Regions from separate parts of the Homo sapiens genome. Here region 2 is linked to region 1. The links are chromatin loops, found by intact Hi-C in ENCODE. Cell type or tissue: mesothelial cell of epicardium. All regions are shown on one strand. Links, peaks and the distances in the headings refer to the core of each region. The heading gives the core; the rest is flanking DNA.

Evidence for each region. Peaks named below come from ENCODE experiments on the same cell type or tissue, not always from the same donor. Only the 100,000 strongest peaks of a DNase experiment are listed, where the experiment ranks them.
Region 2: it touches region 1 in a loop (35-fold over the local background); 2 of 110 quality-filtered maps call a loop at or near these places.

What each region holds. Positions count from the first base shown.
Region 1 is chr12:77,978,386-77,986,729 of GRCh38, reverse strand. The region is part of intron 5 of NAV3 (neuron navigator 3); the gene reads right to left. Among named protein-coding and RNA genes, the nearest start is that of NAV3, 150 kb to the right of the region's middle. RefSeq lists an enhancer at 3,992-4,553. In mesothelial cell of epicardium, for the core only: no CTCF peak of the experiment used is centred there; no DNase peak of the experiment used is centred there.
Region 2 is chr12:77,719,436-77,727,779 of GRCh38, reverse strand. It overlaps a transcript of NAV3 not described here. Among named protein-coding and RNA genes, the nearest start is that of NAV3, 110 kb to the left of the region's middle. In mesothelial cell of epicardium, for the core only: CTCF peaks have their summits at 3,180 (motif pointing left) and 7,309; no DNase peak of the experiment used is centred there.

The DNA of each region.
Region 1 (8,344 bases), core at 206-8,205:
TAATTTCATGTAAGATGTTTGTAGACTATTCTATTTATGTTATAGTTATTTTAACAGCAGACTTCCATGCAAAATGTGGTCATATATATGTATATATGACCTCATTCCTTAGTTTTAGTTTTCAACCTCAAGAATCAAATTTGCTTCAACATAATACACATACAGAATTCTATAAATCACCAAAACCTAATACCTCAACCTCATATAATGTATCGACTTTAGCTCTTTGGATTCTATCAAGCTTCTTACAAAAAATCTCAGCTGAGGAAGTTGGTATTTGAATTGTTTCAACTTATGCTTATTTATTGTGGTAATTATAAATATTTTTAATTTTCTTATTCATTCTACAAATATTATTATTATTATTTGAGATGGAGTTTTGCTCTGTCGCCCAGGCAGGAGTGCAGTGGCACGATCTCGGCTCACTGCAACCTCCACCTCTCAGGTTCAAGCGATTCTCCTGCCTCAGCCTCCCAAGTAGCTTAGATTACGGGTGCGTGCCACCACACCTGGCTGACTTTTGTATTTTTAGTAGAGATGGGGTTTTACCATGTTGGCTAGACTAGTCTCAAACTCCTGACCTCAAGTGATCCACCCGCCTTGGCCTCCCAAAGTGCTGGGATTACAGGCATGAGCCACCGCGCCCAGCCCTAAAAATAATATTTTAACATCTAGTTTTTTTCCAAGTGAGAATCTAGAAAGCCACAACAATTTGCTAAGGAATTTGGTATTTATTCTGATTGCATGGGAGACTACCAAAAAAATTTAATTTCGGAAGAAATACTAATTTCTCAGATTAGATAGATCTTTCCTTAGATATGTAAGAGTGAGGAAGAAATGAGGTTGGGAGATGTTAACAAGGCTGAAAACAGATCAAATAGGAAATCATGGCTAAAATTCAGGCAGGATTTTATATAGGCCTGAATGAAGACAGAGGCACAGGAAATAGAAGTAAATGATTAAAATAAGTTAAAATAGTGGACACAGGAATTGAAAGAAAGGGAAGAATCTAAGACAAATCCTGGGCCTCTAATTTGAGTTGTTCTACGTACAATAAAGTTACATAGAAAGGAGTGTGGGAAAATGAGGTTGAACATCGCTCGTGTAGTGTATGAAAAGAAAATTCCAATTCAATTATGTCTACATACAAAAAAAAAAAGTAGAGAAAGAAATAGAAACCCTGGGAAAATGGATATTCAGAAGTGACTAATCCCACCTTTAGAGTATTGACAGTGAAGAGCCATCACTGATGTTATTCTAAAGATTAACTTATAAAGTATATAAATACTTTTGGATACTGAATTAATGAATAAATAAGAAAGCAGCTTCACATTCCTAAGGTTTTCAAAGTGGCACATAGACATAGATATTGAGAAACTAAACTTAGTTCAGTGTTCTCGTTATTCTGACAAACATGAAGATTGATTTATGCAATTGTCCAATTAATTAATCATTGAAAAGACTTTTATTGACCACCTCCGATGTACTGGCACTGTGTCAGAAAGATTTAATTTGGAAAAATTTGGTTAAAGCCCACAGAGGTTACTGTTTCATTCGGAGAATTATAACCCCTAAAACCATGTATACTAACTAATATTCTTCATAAAAAGTATAGGCTGGGCGCGGTGGCTCACGCCTGTAATCCCAGCACTTTGGGAGGCCTAGGTGGCTGGATCACGAGGTCAGGAGATTAAGACCATCCTGGCTAACACGTTGAAACCCTGTCTGTACTAAAAATACAAAAAATTAGCTGAACGTGGTGGCATGTGCCAGTAATCCCAGCTACTTGGGAGGCTGAGGCAGGAGAATCGCTTGAACCCAGGAGGTGGGAGTTGCAGTGAGCTGAGATCACACCTCTGCACTCCAGCATGGGTGACAGAGCGAGACTCCGTCTCGAAAAAAAAAACAAAAAACCTATAATTTTATATTTAATGGAAATCAAATTCAAGTTTGGAAAGAGAAACAAAAGCATTTTGCAGATGTGAAGAAATGATAGATGACATTATTTATCTTCTGTGAATTAATATGTTGAAATGCCAGTAGTAAACATCGAATACATTGGTTAATAGCAAGGAATCTACAGCCAGCTGCCCTACCCACATCTCAGCTCAACTGCTTTCTGTGCCTAGTTTCTCATCTGTTAAATGAGGATGACATCTACCTAAAGGCTTTTATGAGGACCAAATTGCAGATCACTTAGAAGGGTGTCTGGTAAAGATAAGTGCTATAACAGGTAAAAAAAAAAAAAAATGCATACTTGACAGTCTCTGGAGGCACTGTAAATATTCTAATGAATCCTGTGTGAATTTTAGCCGCTATTACCCTGCACACCTGCACTTGGAAGTCTTCCTAATACCACATCCCTTGGTTCTCACTTACCACTTTTGATGTTACGTTATTCTTACTTGAAAGCACATAAGCATGGCTCTTTCAGGACAATGGCTGAGCTTTTAACTGTGGCTCTTGGTCTCTCAGTTTAAAATTACTTTGGGACTGTGATTCCTTGAAATCAAATACAATTAGGTCTTATTCTCCTTCAAAATTTTATGGATATTATTCATTATTCTTGTTTCCCAAAGTCAACAACATAAGTCCCACAGGACTTAGCCCAGTAAGAAATCATTAGAAACTGTCCCAATAAGACACCAAAGAACCAGCATTCCCAAAACAACACACACAGGGTGAGCCTTTCAAAACATAAATCTCAACACTGCACAGAATCCAAAAGTGTCTTAAGTTCAGGACTTAGTGTTTTGTTTTGTGTTGCAGTGATTAGATGAATATATGTTCAATATAGTTAATTTAATATTTCAACCAGAGTTTTGTATTTCATTTGTATCTAGATTCCAGGAATAATTTGAAAGACAAGAACAAAATGTCTCAGAAGACGAAGTACTTCTCAATAGAAAAACAATTTACACTTAAGAACTTAGCAAAAAGTTACCATAACTCAGTACATTGCAAAACAAAAAGAACATTCTCTCATTCTCCTTGTTTCCTCACTTCACCTGTAATTGTTTGTGGTCCCCAGAGTTTTGTGTTGAGCTCTCCTTTCTTTCCCCTACTTTTATACTTTTTTCCTGAGCTATTTCTTCCATTTCTATTGTTTCAATCAATAAAACATAGCTAAGCTAATGTTCCCAGGTCCATATCTCTGGCTCTGGCTTCTCTCCTAGGCTCCGGAGCCACATACTAGTCACCAAAGTTCCATTAAAATCTTAAACCTACGAAGGCCAAAGCTAAACTTTTTTTCTCTCTGCCTCCTTCCTCCCATCTGTTTCCACTATCATATTATATTTTCTGTCTTACTGAAATACATGATATTTCAATTCATCAATGAAAGTAGAGACGTGATGATTGTCTTTTACCCTTACTTCCAATCAGTCACCAAATTCATTGTTCCAGTCCAACTTTCAGATCTGCAAGCATTAAACTGTTCATTCTCTTGCCACCAGAGCAGGGTCCATCCCTATTCCCCTGCCCAAAGCACATCTTTCTCTACCCTGTCACCAGGGCAATATTTCTAAGTTATAAATAGTCTCATTTTTCCTCTGGTAAAAATTTCTCAAAGCAATTTTACTTTACATTTAGCAAATAAGTCCCAGCTCCTAGGCATAGAGTTCACAACTTCCACAAACTGACCTCTGCCTATTTCTCCAGTCTTCTCTCTCATTATATGCTATGACAATTTTAACACAGGGATACGATAAATTCATTGATCATCCTTCCATTGAGAAGTGAGATCTTTGTGCTATCCACCCATCTCTTAGAGTCTGAGTGGGCTTGAAGCTGCTTTAACCACTAGAGCTACCATGTGAGAAGTATGATACCACTAAGGCTGCCATGCTGGAGTGGCCGTGTGAATTTCAGTTAAGCTGCTAGACCTGTGAGTGAAGAAGTCATCTTGGAAGTGGATTCTTTAACCACAGATATTCTGTCTCTCACCAGTTTGTGACATCCCCGCCATTCCATCCTTCTCCATTGCCTGCCCTGGACATAGTGGAACAAGGACAAGCCATTCTCTTTATGCCTCGTCTGATTCTTTGGCTTACAAAATCCATGAGCATCGTAAAATGGTTACTGTTTTGTGCCATTAGATTGTGGGATGCTTTTGTAAAGCAGCAATAGATACCCAGAACCCATTTCTACTTTAACTTTCTCCTCAGCCAAATAACTCATTTCCTGAATGTGAAATGGCATTTCCTTCGTCAGTCCCTTCATATGTGCCCTTCCCTCTAACTTTGATCACTGAGCAACTTGTGCTTTGTTGAATTAATTAACATGTCTATTAAGCCATCTGCTTAAATATTTAGGTACTCTATAAGATTGTGGGTGATTTGAAGAGGAACATCACTTTATCTTAGCCACATATCTGATGTATCTCTTGGCTCATGGTGAGGGCCAATTTATTTGTGGAAAGGTCACATATGAACTTTCAAATCACCAGTGGAAAAGAACACACGGCTCTAATGTAACATATAAAGGATCAATAGCAACAAATCATCTTTCATTAAGCCATATGTTATGCATTGACTCTGCCCAAGTAGACAGTGGCTGGTTCATCAAAACATAAAAATCAAGTAGAAAACAGTAATTTTTAAATAGATGTATTTGATATAAAAGTAGTTGAATAAACTATATTTATCAAAGCAAAACAGAATGTAAAGACAATCTTTGACATTACATCAGTTTTTATAACTCTTCATCTATATTAAGAAATTTTATAGAAAATCATTTTAGAATCATCCTTGTTTCTGGCCCTATCTATTTACCCTCAGTCTTGGAGTCACATAAACATATCACAAGAGAAGAAATCCCTATTCAGAATCCGTATATAGTGAGACATGTAGTACTCTTGATTCCCAAAGAAAGAAAAAAGCATGCCTAATTATGATATCACATTTGTTTCTTCTAAAAGCACCATTCACAAGGAAACAAAGAGGAATATAAAGAAACAAAACTCAGAGTATAAAATAAGGCATTTCTTGGGTTTGAGTTTTAGTAGGCAATTTTTACCTCCCAATTTTTTCTTCTATAATACAGTATTATGTTAAAAAGACAGAAATTATTTCCTTTCAAATTCACTGAAAATGGCTTGAGAAAAAAAATCGGGAATAAAGTACCCAAGATATACTATAATTAAATATATTTTTTAAAGTTTAATGCTAAGGAATTTTAGACAAAAGAACAAACTTTAAAGACAGTTAAATACATTCACTAAGGGTTTTTAAGACTGAGATAGATGGAAATAAATTTCTTTATGTGTCCTATGATTGCTTGGGATAGAAATGAAACCATATATTCAGAATTAAGATTTAAAGAGCTCCTTAAACCAAATTCTTTCTTTAGTATAAAGACTTCTGCAGGATCCTTGTGAACTGCTATAAAATGATAACTAACATGCTATTAGCACTAAGAAAGAGAGAGATATTTAGCCACTTCTGCAAATATATCTTTAGTACCTCAAAACTATATGTGGTCCTTAAAAAATATTAAAGGCATTTTGCAAAAAGTGTCCTCACTGCAGAGTATATCATAAAATACGTTCTCCTTTTGCTAAGAGTTCACTGAAAACAGTTATTGCCTAATCCATAAATAAGTCAGAAACAGCTTTTATCCACATGTGTTTCTTTTTAGTAACCGGGTGGCTGAAATATCATCTGAATTGCATTTGGGACAGGTTACTGTGATAACTTATCCTTTTAGTGAAATACGGTATGAAAATATGTTATAACCTCTGTCTTATCTTAAATTTCCACAGGCAGTTAATAAGGCCACCTGCATGGTCTGCTTTTGTGGGATCTCAAAACAGTAACTAAAGAGGGAGAGGCCTGTGTAAGATATTACAGCATCAAAGTCTCTTGCTCTTTTAGGAATGTCAAACTTCAAGATAAAGGAGAATTCAGGAAATGAGGCTCATATTTCTTTTACAATATCACCATAAATTAGATTTTCCACAATGCTGTTACTTACACATAGCTCAAAGTACTACGCTACAATGCTGTTCTGTGGATGTTTCCCATTTTCAATTTTTAGTTTGGAGTAAAATTACATCTCAATACATTCAGAGCTTCATTCCAAAAGTTCATTTGAATGCAACCACCTTAAAAAAATTGGAACTTGAATACTGGTAGAAAAAGTTATTTTGTCAAACTAAAAATTTAAACCAACTTAGGCAAAGACCACACAGATCAGTGAAAAATCAGATTATTTAATACTTCTAAATACTTAAAAAGCATTGTAGTCATCATAAAATATGTTAAATTATTTCTTAATACATATATTCAGGAAAATAACTTTTATTACATTTAAAAGATGAATATCTATAAAGTATGTGAAGATTTGTGAGAAAATCTAGTCTATCAAGTCCTTATAATTGGGCTGCTCTCCATTTAATGCAAAGAAAATATAATCATCAATACAATCATAATCAAACCAGCCCAATTGTCCCATAGAACTGACGTTTATGGTTTCTTTTGAATAAACATAGAAATTGACCCCTCCAGTCTTAAAACTTGAGAAACTTACGGTTGTCTTATCTGGGTTTTTTTCTTGGGAAACCAACCATCAGGCAACCCAAATAGTGTCAAGGAACTGAAACTTATCAGATAATTATATCTGGACAATAAGACGCCAAGCCCCTCATCTGTCATGATTGCTTAACTGACCACCTGCTTCCTGTTGACCAATTCCTCTTCCTTATCCCTCCCTCATTCCTGTTTTCCCACACATAGTTACATTTCTTCCTTGCCATATAAACCCCTAATTTTAGTTGGATTTGAGACTGGTATCCCTTCTCCTCAGCTGCAGCACCCAGTTAAAGCCTTTTTCTCTGGCAATACTCGTTCTCTCAGTAAGTGGCTTTCTGTGTAGCACACAGCAGGACCTAGACCAAATCTCTGGCATTTCAGTAACAATATTAGTAAGCAGTGACTGGGGTCACAAAACATCTCTGATGGGTGAGCGTTGTTCTAGAGCCTGCCACACAGCAGAAAGAGAAGGCTTTTTTTTTTTTTTCTTTTTTTTTTTTCGTTTCACATCTTATGAGACTGAGAGATCAGTCAGAAAGAGGGAGGCACTTGGGGTGGTCAGAAGTAGAAGCATAGAAAAGGGCACATAAAGAGGTGTATGTTGAAAGTGTGCCCTTGACTAATGGTTAAAGTCTCATAAGCAAGATAAGTTACTGAAACATGCAAATCCCCTAAATCTAATTCCATGCTCACCAAGTTATCTCCTGATTTTCCATGTAGACTTGGCTACAGAAAAATAATCTAATGATCATTCTGACATAATCATTATAGCTTTTTTATTTTTAGTGTATTTTTTTCTATATATATATTTCAGAGGAGGAATCTCTGTGACCAGGCTGGAATGTAGTGGTGCAATTATGGCTCACTGCAGCCTTGACGTCTTAGTTTCAAGCCATCCTCCCACCTCAACCTCCCAAGTAACCAGGACAGCAGGCACACACCACCACTTCTGGCTAACTTTTTTTTTTTTTTTTTGTATTGTATTTTTTGTAGAGAGTAGGTCTCACAGTGTTGACCAGGCTGGTCTGGAACTCCTGACCTCAGGTGATCTCCTGCCTTGGCCTCTCAAAGTTCTGGGATTACAGGCATGAGCTATCATGCCCAGACAATTATGATTTTTGAGACAGTTGCAGTTTTTATTATGTCAGTAATTTTTCAAATTTGAAATTTGAAAAATTATAAGTAATTTGAAAAATTACTGACTTATAATGGAAAAAAGGTCCATAATTATTAATATGTTTTCTAGTGAAAACTAACCTCAACATTTTGAGGCTGAAGCTCTGAATGTATTGAGATGTAATTTTACTCCATATTGAAAATTGTAATGAATACAGTCAATCGTTATTTTGTTTTATATCTTATTAGACTGAGAGATCAATCAGAAAGACAGGGGCATTTGGGATGGTCAGAAGTAGAAGCATAGAAAAGGGATTATGAAAAGTTAATAGTTACTGACTTTATTAATTATAATTTTAAAAATTTATTCAAAATTATAAATATTGACTTTATTAATCTGCTTTTTTATAAAGACTAACCTCAAAAAATTGAGATGAGGTTAGTTTTTAGTAGAAAACAGATGAATAAATTCAATAGCTATTGACTTTAATAAGTTTTGAAAATTTTTGAAAATTTTTAATAAATGTTAACTTTTTGATGTTAGTCTTTAGTAGAAAAGATTAATAAATAATTTCATATAGTATAAAATGGCAAATGAAATAATTACATATATAATCAGTGCTCTATTTGAGAAGAAAGTGGCTCATACATGTCAAATACGTAGTACCTGTGGTTAGAATCAAATTTCTAGTGTTTGA
Region 2 (8,344 bases), core at 133-8,132, 260 kb after region 1:
AAGTTACTTATCTTCTTAGTGCCTAAGTTGTCTCATACATAAAATGAGGTAATGATAGTAATTACCTCACAGACTCGTTGATTTAATAAGTGTAAAATTTTTAGAACAGAATTTTTAGAACCTGGGCCCTGTCATATCACACTTCTAAACTCTACTGAACAATGTGCAGCTCCATGCCTCTTGGCCATTGCCCATGTTATTCTGTCTCCCTGGAATACGCTTCCTTAAATCTGTCTGCCTGTTTTTCACTTACGTTTCATTTCAACATTAAAATATTTATACCCTTGACTTGGTAATATTCTAAATGATACAAAAAGGGGTCAATGATTCATGCAATTAAAAAAAAAAATTGTTCCTCTTAAGAGCTGAAATAAGAAGCAACCTTTTCCCTTTTTCCTGTTTACTTTTCTCCCATGCCTATGGTTGCTGTCTACAAAGCTTCCACAGATAAAGCTCCAGCCCACAACAAACTATCAGGCCTTGACTACACTCGTAAACTTCTCACTGGAACCTCCATGTTTATGACCCAAAAACCTCTCAAATACAATGCTTCCAAAATTGAACTCAGTCCTCCCACTATAACAGCTTTCTCTCAGCCTACACCAGTCCTAGTAAATGGAATCATGGCATCACCAACCTTTCAGTGGCTCCTACCATCCTGACCATCTCTATCGACAAATCTGTGGATATTCCTCAATATGGTCCCCACCTCCTCATGTCTCCTTCTGCTATCTTCATTCATGATGAGTGCTGTAGCCAGAGGGATCATTTTGAATAGAAGCATATTGTGTTTCTCCTTCGATTAAAACTGTTCTATAGCTTTCCTTGTTTTTAACATGAAATCCCATATTATTACCTTGGCATACGAAGTCTTACATGAAATGGCTTTTCTCACCTCTCCGTCTTCATCCCAAGCCATTTTTCTTATCACCAAACCCCTGCCAGTTTGTCCCACTTCACAATCATCCACTGTGCCAAGCAGCTTCCTGACTTGGGGTCTTTACTAGTGCTCTTTTTGTTGTTATTGTTGTTTTACTCAAGTCCTTTTTGTTGCTATTGTTGTTTTTTGTTGTTTTGCCTCAAACACTCTTTCCCTAGCTTCTAAAGTGGATAAATATCTCCACCCTCCAGACCCAGCAAACATGTCACTTTATTAGGAAACCATGCCTGACTCTCCATTGAAGAAATATTCTTTCCATTTTTTTTCATTCTTTCCATTTTTATGGTACCCTGTCTCCACTGTCATGCCCACATCAGAATTTTAATAAATTCATACTCTGACTAATCCCTTACTTTCTTTCCTCCTCTCTTTCCCATTAGTTCCCCTAAAGGCAGAAACTTTGTCTTATAAATGACTAAAATCCCATTTATTTGCAGGGCACCTGTCACACAACTGATATACAATAAATATTTTTAAATAAGTTAAGTGGCCAATGTTAGGTGAATGGGTAGGAAAATGATGGTAAATTCTTTCCTTGTAGTGTTCTGTGGCTGTGAAAAAGATATTCACTGAAAAGCACTAACACGAGAAAATCCAAACCACAAGTGTAAGTGAAAAATGCTAAACAAATTACACACATAGTATTTCAACTCTGGAAAAATGCACAGAAGGTAGATGTGGAAGGCAGAAAAATAATCCCCTCTCCAAAGATTTCCACATTCTAATCCTTGAAACCTGTGAATATATGAGATGGAAAGGGAAAATTAAGATTGCTAATCGGTTGACCTCAAAGTAAGGAGTTTGTCCTGGATTATCCGGTTAGGCCCAATGTAATTAAAAGTGTTCTTTCGGTGTGGAGAATGAGGCAGAAGGGTCAGATTCAGAGTGATGCAGCATGAAAAAAATTCAGTCAGCCATTGAAGGCTTTGAAGATAGAAGGGAAACACAGCCAAGAGACAGGGCAGCCTTTAGGGCTAGAAACAGCAATGAAATGGATTCGCCCACAGATCTTCCAGAAGGAATGCAGCCCTGTAGAGACCTAAATTTAACCCAGTGAGGCCCATTTTGGACTTCTGAATTCCAGAACAGTAAGATAAACATTTTTGTGGTCGCCAGCCATCAAGTTTGTGATATTTTGTTATAGCAACAACAGGAAACTAATACAATAGTTTACATGAGTATAGAAGAGTTCACTTTTTTTTTTTCCTTTCCAAATTTTGAATGGTTTGCGAGCAAGCTCTCTACAACTACCACTTTCTCTGATTTCCACCCTATTTTACCAGTATAGTTTGCAGCATTGGGCTTAAGACTGCCACATTTTTACTGAGCACATGAAATTAAAAGAAAAAAAAATCTGGGGAAACTATCTAACTTGCAAAGGCATGTTAAATGAAAATGTACACAGCAAATGTCCAGAAAAATATCCAGAGAAATTTTATACTTTTTCCTGCTGAAATGATAAATGAACACATTTTCGTCAGTTATATGAATATTACAAAAGAACTTTTAAAAATGTCTACATAGTTTGATGGCTTTTAGCACTGAGATACAGAAATAGCTCCCAGGATAATATTATTACCCTTTTACTATTTTATCCTCTTCTTATCCTTTTATAGTAGTCATAAAAATAAGCAGTGAAATTTGGAATCTGGGAAGCATGTTGTATTTCCCAAATGGAAAAGAAAAGGGAAATCCTCAATGGAAAAAAGTTTAATACCAGTATCGCCTAGATGCTTAAATTATCTTGAAATAAACTATGTGAAGAAAATACACACAGACACCTGGTGATATTTTTTACTTAGGAAAGCTTAAAGACAATAAACCTTTTAAGGTTAGTGAATTTACTGACAAGATTATAAAATGTACTCACTCTAGAATTATGCATTCCACAATAGCATTCTCAGTTCTACCATATTTTAAAGGGAGTGTAAATTCACTTTTGAAAGATTTGACATCTGAATTAGCACAGAACATAAACTTTCTTTATGAAGTTGACTTTAACAGAAATTGCAAAGCTTAATTTATACAGTATCTTCAATTACATGAATATTATGTTCTCAAATATTTCATATAATGCTATTTCTAAAGACTTCTCTATTTCCTGCTTTTTTTGCCCATGGTCAGCTCCTTGAAATTTCATAGATAGGATATTGATACCATATGAAAACCTATTACTGAATGGAGGAAATGATCTAGAGAGGACACCACCAAGAGCAAATGGAAAAATACTAGTACAAAGCATTCAAACAGGCTGGTTTTATTTCCCTGTAGCACCTTCTGGTGGCAAACACAGTATATTGCTGAATACTCTAGCACTGAAAGGAAGGATATCGCAAATATTATTGAGCACTTGAGATATTATTTAATAAACTGAATCCCCCCAAAGTGGCCTAAATATGTTTTTTAATTTTTTTGTTCCTCCAGTTATATATTCATAATATGAGCATATCAGGCAAGATAATTTGTAAGTTTCCTTCTAGAATTGAACATCTTTGAGTTAATTTATTTGCAGGCATTGAATGAAAGTTTTTTAACATTTCTATTCTCAGAAAAAAATACAGAAAAAGCATAATCAACTGATAGGTCTGTAAACAAATACATAAGTGCCCACATATATGGTCACAGCCAAAATTTTATATGAAAAATGCAATTTTTATAGAAATTTGTAATAGAGAATGTGGTATTATTTAGTATTAGTAATATCTAACATGTCTTGATACTTTACATGTGCATCTAGAATATGTTATATACTTTATCTCATTTATTTACACAGTAAACTAATGAGATAAGAGTTATCCCCATTTAATGGATGTAGAAAAGTAATAATTTATTTGGCATTTAAAATTAATGAATAGAAAAATACAAAAACTCAAATGTACTTTCATATTTTCAAGAACAAACGAATGAACACGCATATTCATCACTTTAAATCTCATATGTATGAAGCAATTCAACATGAAAAAGGCTTTTCACTATCCTGCAAGGACTTACTGTTTAAGTTGCAGAAGGTTGAAATAGAACAATTCTAATTAATGGGACCTATTATAATAGAGATATATGTAAAAAAAAAAAAAAAAAAAAAAAGTCAAGATTGCCAAGAAGAAACTCCTCGAAATCTGTGTGGAGACTCAGAAAGGGCATCAACTAACTATGGATCAGGATCTTCCAATTGACCCTCCTTTATTTTCATGACCAGTAAGCAAACAAGGTTGGCTCTGCACCCAGATTTCTGGCAGGGAGAAGGTGTGTGAACCAGAAGATTCAAGCCTTTCACAGCATGTCATAACTTGAAATGTATTTGTATCTGGGCAGAGATCCTATTTATTTTGTTTATCATTGGCTTCTTAATAGCCAGCAGAGTGCTGTTCACATAGCTTGACTAGTATCTGCTCAGTGGCTCCATGTAGTCTAAGCAGCATGCCAACCTCTTTAAGGAGGCTCATCATAATCCCTCCATAAATCAAATTTAAAAAAAAAAACTTTTCAATAACATTATTGTAAGAATTAATTATTATAGTTTTGCAAAACTGAAAAGTTGTTAAGGCATACAGAGATCTTCTCCTTGGTTTACTTTATTCGCAGTCACTTCTGTAAAATGTAGGGCTTAGTAAAGGAAAGAGGACTGAGGAAATGTTTGGTATATCACACCATCTCCCAGTACCATTGTCACTTCTACATGGAGAGAGCATGTGCTCTCTTTCTCTATGTCTCTGTCTCTCTGAATAGAGACACTATAAACATATTTTACAGAAAATTAATAACATAGTAGAAAAACATTTAGTAAAAACCCAAAAGGCAAAAAAAACTTGCAAAAATTACTATAGCTGATAACACAAAAGCTACAATCATGCCCCTCAAAAAATCATATTCAGAATGATAATCTGTAAACATTCACCTGAGCCTAACTTTACTGAGGTTTGTGCCAAGTATGTATGCATGAAGAAAAAGAAAAATCATTTCTAAAATTGGAGAGCTGAACTTCATGAGTGAGATTTTGGCTAGAAAACTGCTATCCTCATAAACACTGCATGATATCCAAGTAACAAGACAAAATTTCTATCAATAATGCCATAATATAAACATTTGGATTAATTCAAGAATAGTTCAGTTCATGCTTTTATTCCAATCATTTCCCTATATAAACAAAGCATGGAAACAGCCTGGACACTCTTCAAAAGACTCCAAAGAACTTAACAACCCATATAATAACATGATTTAACAAAATTTCTCCCAGACTGTAGAAGAATATTTTTTATTTTTTTCTATCACTGCAATTTACATGCAATCTGAATACTGCCCATTTTGTAAAATTACCACAACTAGGCCCATAATAATCAAAAGTTATTGCTAAACAGCTATACCAGCATAATGCTTTGTAAAAGCAAAGGCTTAAGTATCAAAAAGCTGAAAACTACCACACACAATATCAACAAGATTTTTATAGTACCTGTTGCTTTAACGTATAAATACACAGCATGTAGTTTTCCTGAAAGAGTATGAGTATATTAATTATAGAAAACCCTGAATTCATCTTTTCCTGAAAAAAGGATGATTATAATCCCTATCAAATAAAGTATGTTAGTCACAGCCCAGTACACAGTGTAGAAAATACTACCAAACACGATTGAATTCATTTTTATACCTTTCCTTCTACATAGAATTCCCATTCTAACAACCCAACAAGAGGATAAAGAAAAATATGCATCAAGTAAAAGGGTTGTTTGTGGGCTTCGTTGCTTTTTTCAGTTTAAACATTTGTTCAGCAGAAAATTGAGTTGGGGTTTTCAGTTCCATTGAAACACATGGAGCACACAGTTTATGACAGTTGGCTCAGTGTAAAATGACAATTCTTCTAGGTGTGCTATTTTTGAATTTCCTTCTGACAAAAACTATGAGTAGTATTGTGTGTTCCAGGTCTGGTTAGGGTTGGCTGTCCTGAATCAGAAAAGCCTATAAAGAGGCTTCTTGATTCAATTCATAGACTTTGGGATTTCAAATAATGACACATGTATTTTACCTCCCACAAATTACGTAAGGGCCACGAACTGCTCTAAATTCCTTGGGAAAATGTGCCATGTAAATTGCTACATTCCCATAGAGTACTTTCCAAAAATGGCTGTTTAGAAGCTTATATGACTCTCAGCATTACAGACCTTGAATTATTGTCTTAGTTATCTCAACATAAAAAATAAATTATGAAAATCACTAGTTTATAAGATAAATAACTGAGGCTATTCTTTTCACCTTTGATTATATTTCATGTTTTTATACCCATGTTCCTACCAAATATCTAGAACTAATTTAAGTGTAAAACATTTATATAAGTAATTGAATTTTCAGGTTCTCAGCATATCTTAAATGGCTATAAACACATTCAGATATATGAGAGAAGTAAGCCAAATACAAAGAAGAGCTAAAACAAAAAGGTTAATTACCCAGATTTTTCAATACGCTTTTTTTTTGCTGTGCTCATTATACTTAGGAAAAAGTAGTAACCAGTCAAAATGAACCAGCTGTACGAATTAGGTTGGTAAAAAACAACATCTACATCTTTTGGATCTGTCCTGTAGTTATTATATATAATAAATAACCTTAATTTGTTGTTTTACAGATTTACAATGCACTTACAAAGGTCCAGATGAATATTCGACAATATCCACACTTCATAAATGAAAGAATAGAGTTTCGGAGCTGTGAAATGAATAGTCCTAGCTTCTCAGCTTACCGTGGGTCCACTGGGTCCAGATATGGACTGTGGTCCTCTCACTCAATAGCACATGCTCCTCCGATTACCAGAAACAAAAATAAGCAAACAAATAAAAAACACAAACCATTCTAGAGCAGACTCAGACCACACTGCTGAGCTTATATCTATGGCCCTGAAGAATAAAAACTGATGTGCAGAATATCTCTGTTAATTAACATTTTAAGAATCATAGGCAGAAGTGATATTATCAACATGACAGAAGAGAAAGTCCCAGACCCTCCTTCCCTCCATGGACAATAGTACATGGACACACTCCCTTTGTGAGAAATCCAGAAACCAGTTAAGAGGCTCCTACACCTCAGTGAGCATGAAACCACTGCATCAAAGCTGGCAGAAAAACGTGTTGTACTCCCTGGCCATAGTTGCTTACTGGCTCCACATGGAACAAGTGGGAAAAACTCTCAGCTTCTTCCTAGAGAGGGAAAGAATTGGAGTTTGCATCTAACATTCTGGTTTTTGAGGATGCTGCCCAAGGGTCTGGTTATTCTATTTTGGAGTGCTGATGGGACTGGCATACTCTAGAAGCCAGGGAGTTGCTGAAAAGAATGGAGAGCTGAGCAGCATATGGCAGCTGCAGAGAACCTGTAGTACTTCAAACAGACACAAGAGGAAGAAAGAGAGTACAGTTTCCTGCAAAAAGAAGCCAGTAAATCCTTCTAATTGGAAATTTATGTGCACACTTCCTGAGAAGACACCCACAGAAAAACGCTTGAGTGGCCCCCAGAATCACTAGCCAGCTGATGGGTAAAGGCCTTCCTCTGTGAACAGCCTGGGAAAAGTGACTGTTTTTTCAAATGTGTAGATCGTAATAGAAAGTTACAAGGCACATAAAGAAACAGGAAAACATAACTCAACCAAAGAAAAAAAATTGATAAACCATTAGCCAGGTTAAAGAGAGAGAGAGAGAGAGAGAGAGAAACTCAAGTAAAGTAAGAAACTGATGCCAGAAATACAAAAGATAACAAGAGGCTCTTATGAACAACTATGTGCCAATAAGTTGGATAACCTAGGAGAAATGGATGAACTCATAAAAACACACAACCTATGAATACTGAACAAGAAAGAAATAGAAAATCCAAACATCTGTAACTAGTTAAGACATTGAATCAGTAATAAAAGAAAATAAATTAAAAAATCTCAGCAAAGAAAAGCCGAGAACAAGATGGCTTCACTGAAGAATTCTACCAAACATTAAATAAAATGAAAATTCTTCCCAAATTCTTTCAAAAACTTTAAAAGGAGGAAACACTTCCAAACTCATTTTAGGAAGCCAGTATTACCCTGATACCAAGGCTAGACAAAGACATTACAAGAAAAGAATACTACAGGTCATTATCACTGAATAATATCAATCCAAAAATCCTCAACAAAATGCTAGCAAACTGAATTTAACAACATATTAAAAGGATCATACACCATGGCCAAGGGAAATTTATCTCTGGGATACAAGGTGGGTTGAACATATGTAACTCAATCAATGTTATTTAACAGAACAAAAAATAAGTCATATGATTATGTCAACAGGGGCAGAAAAATCATTTGACAAAATTCAACACCCTTTCATAAAAACACTCAGTGTACTAGGTGTATAAGATAATTACCTCAAAATAATAAACAGCAATATAAAAACCCACAGC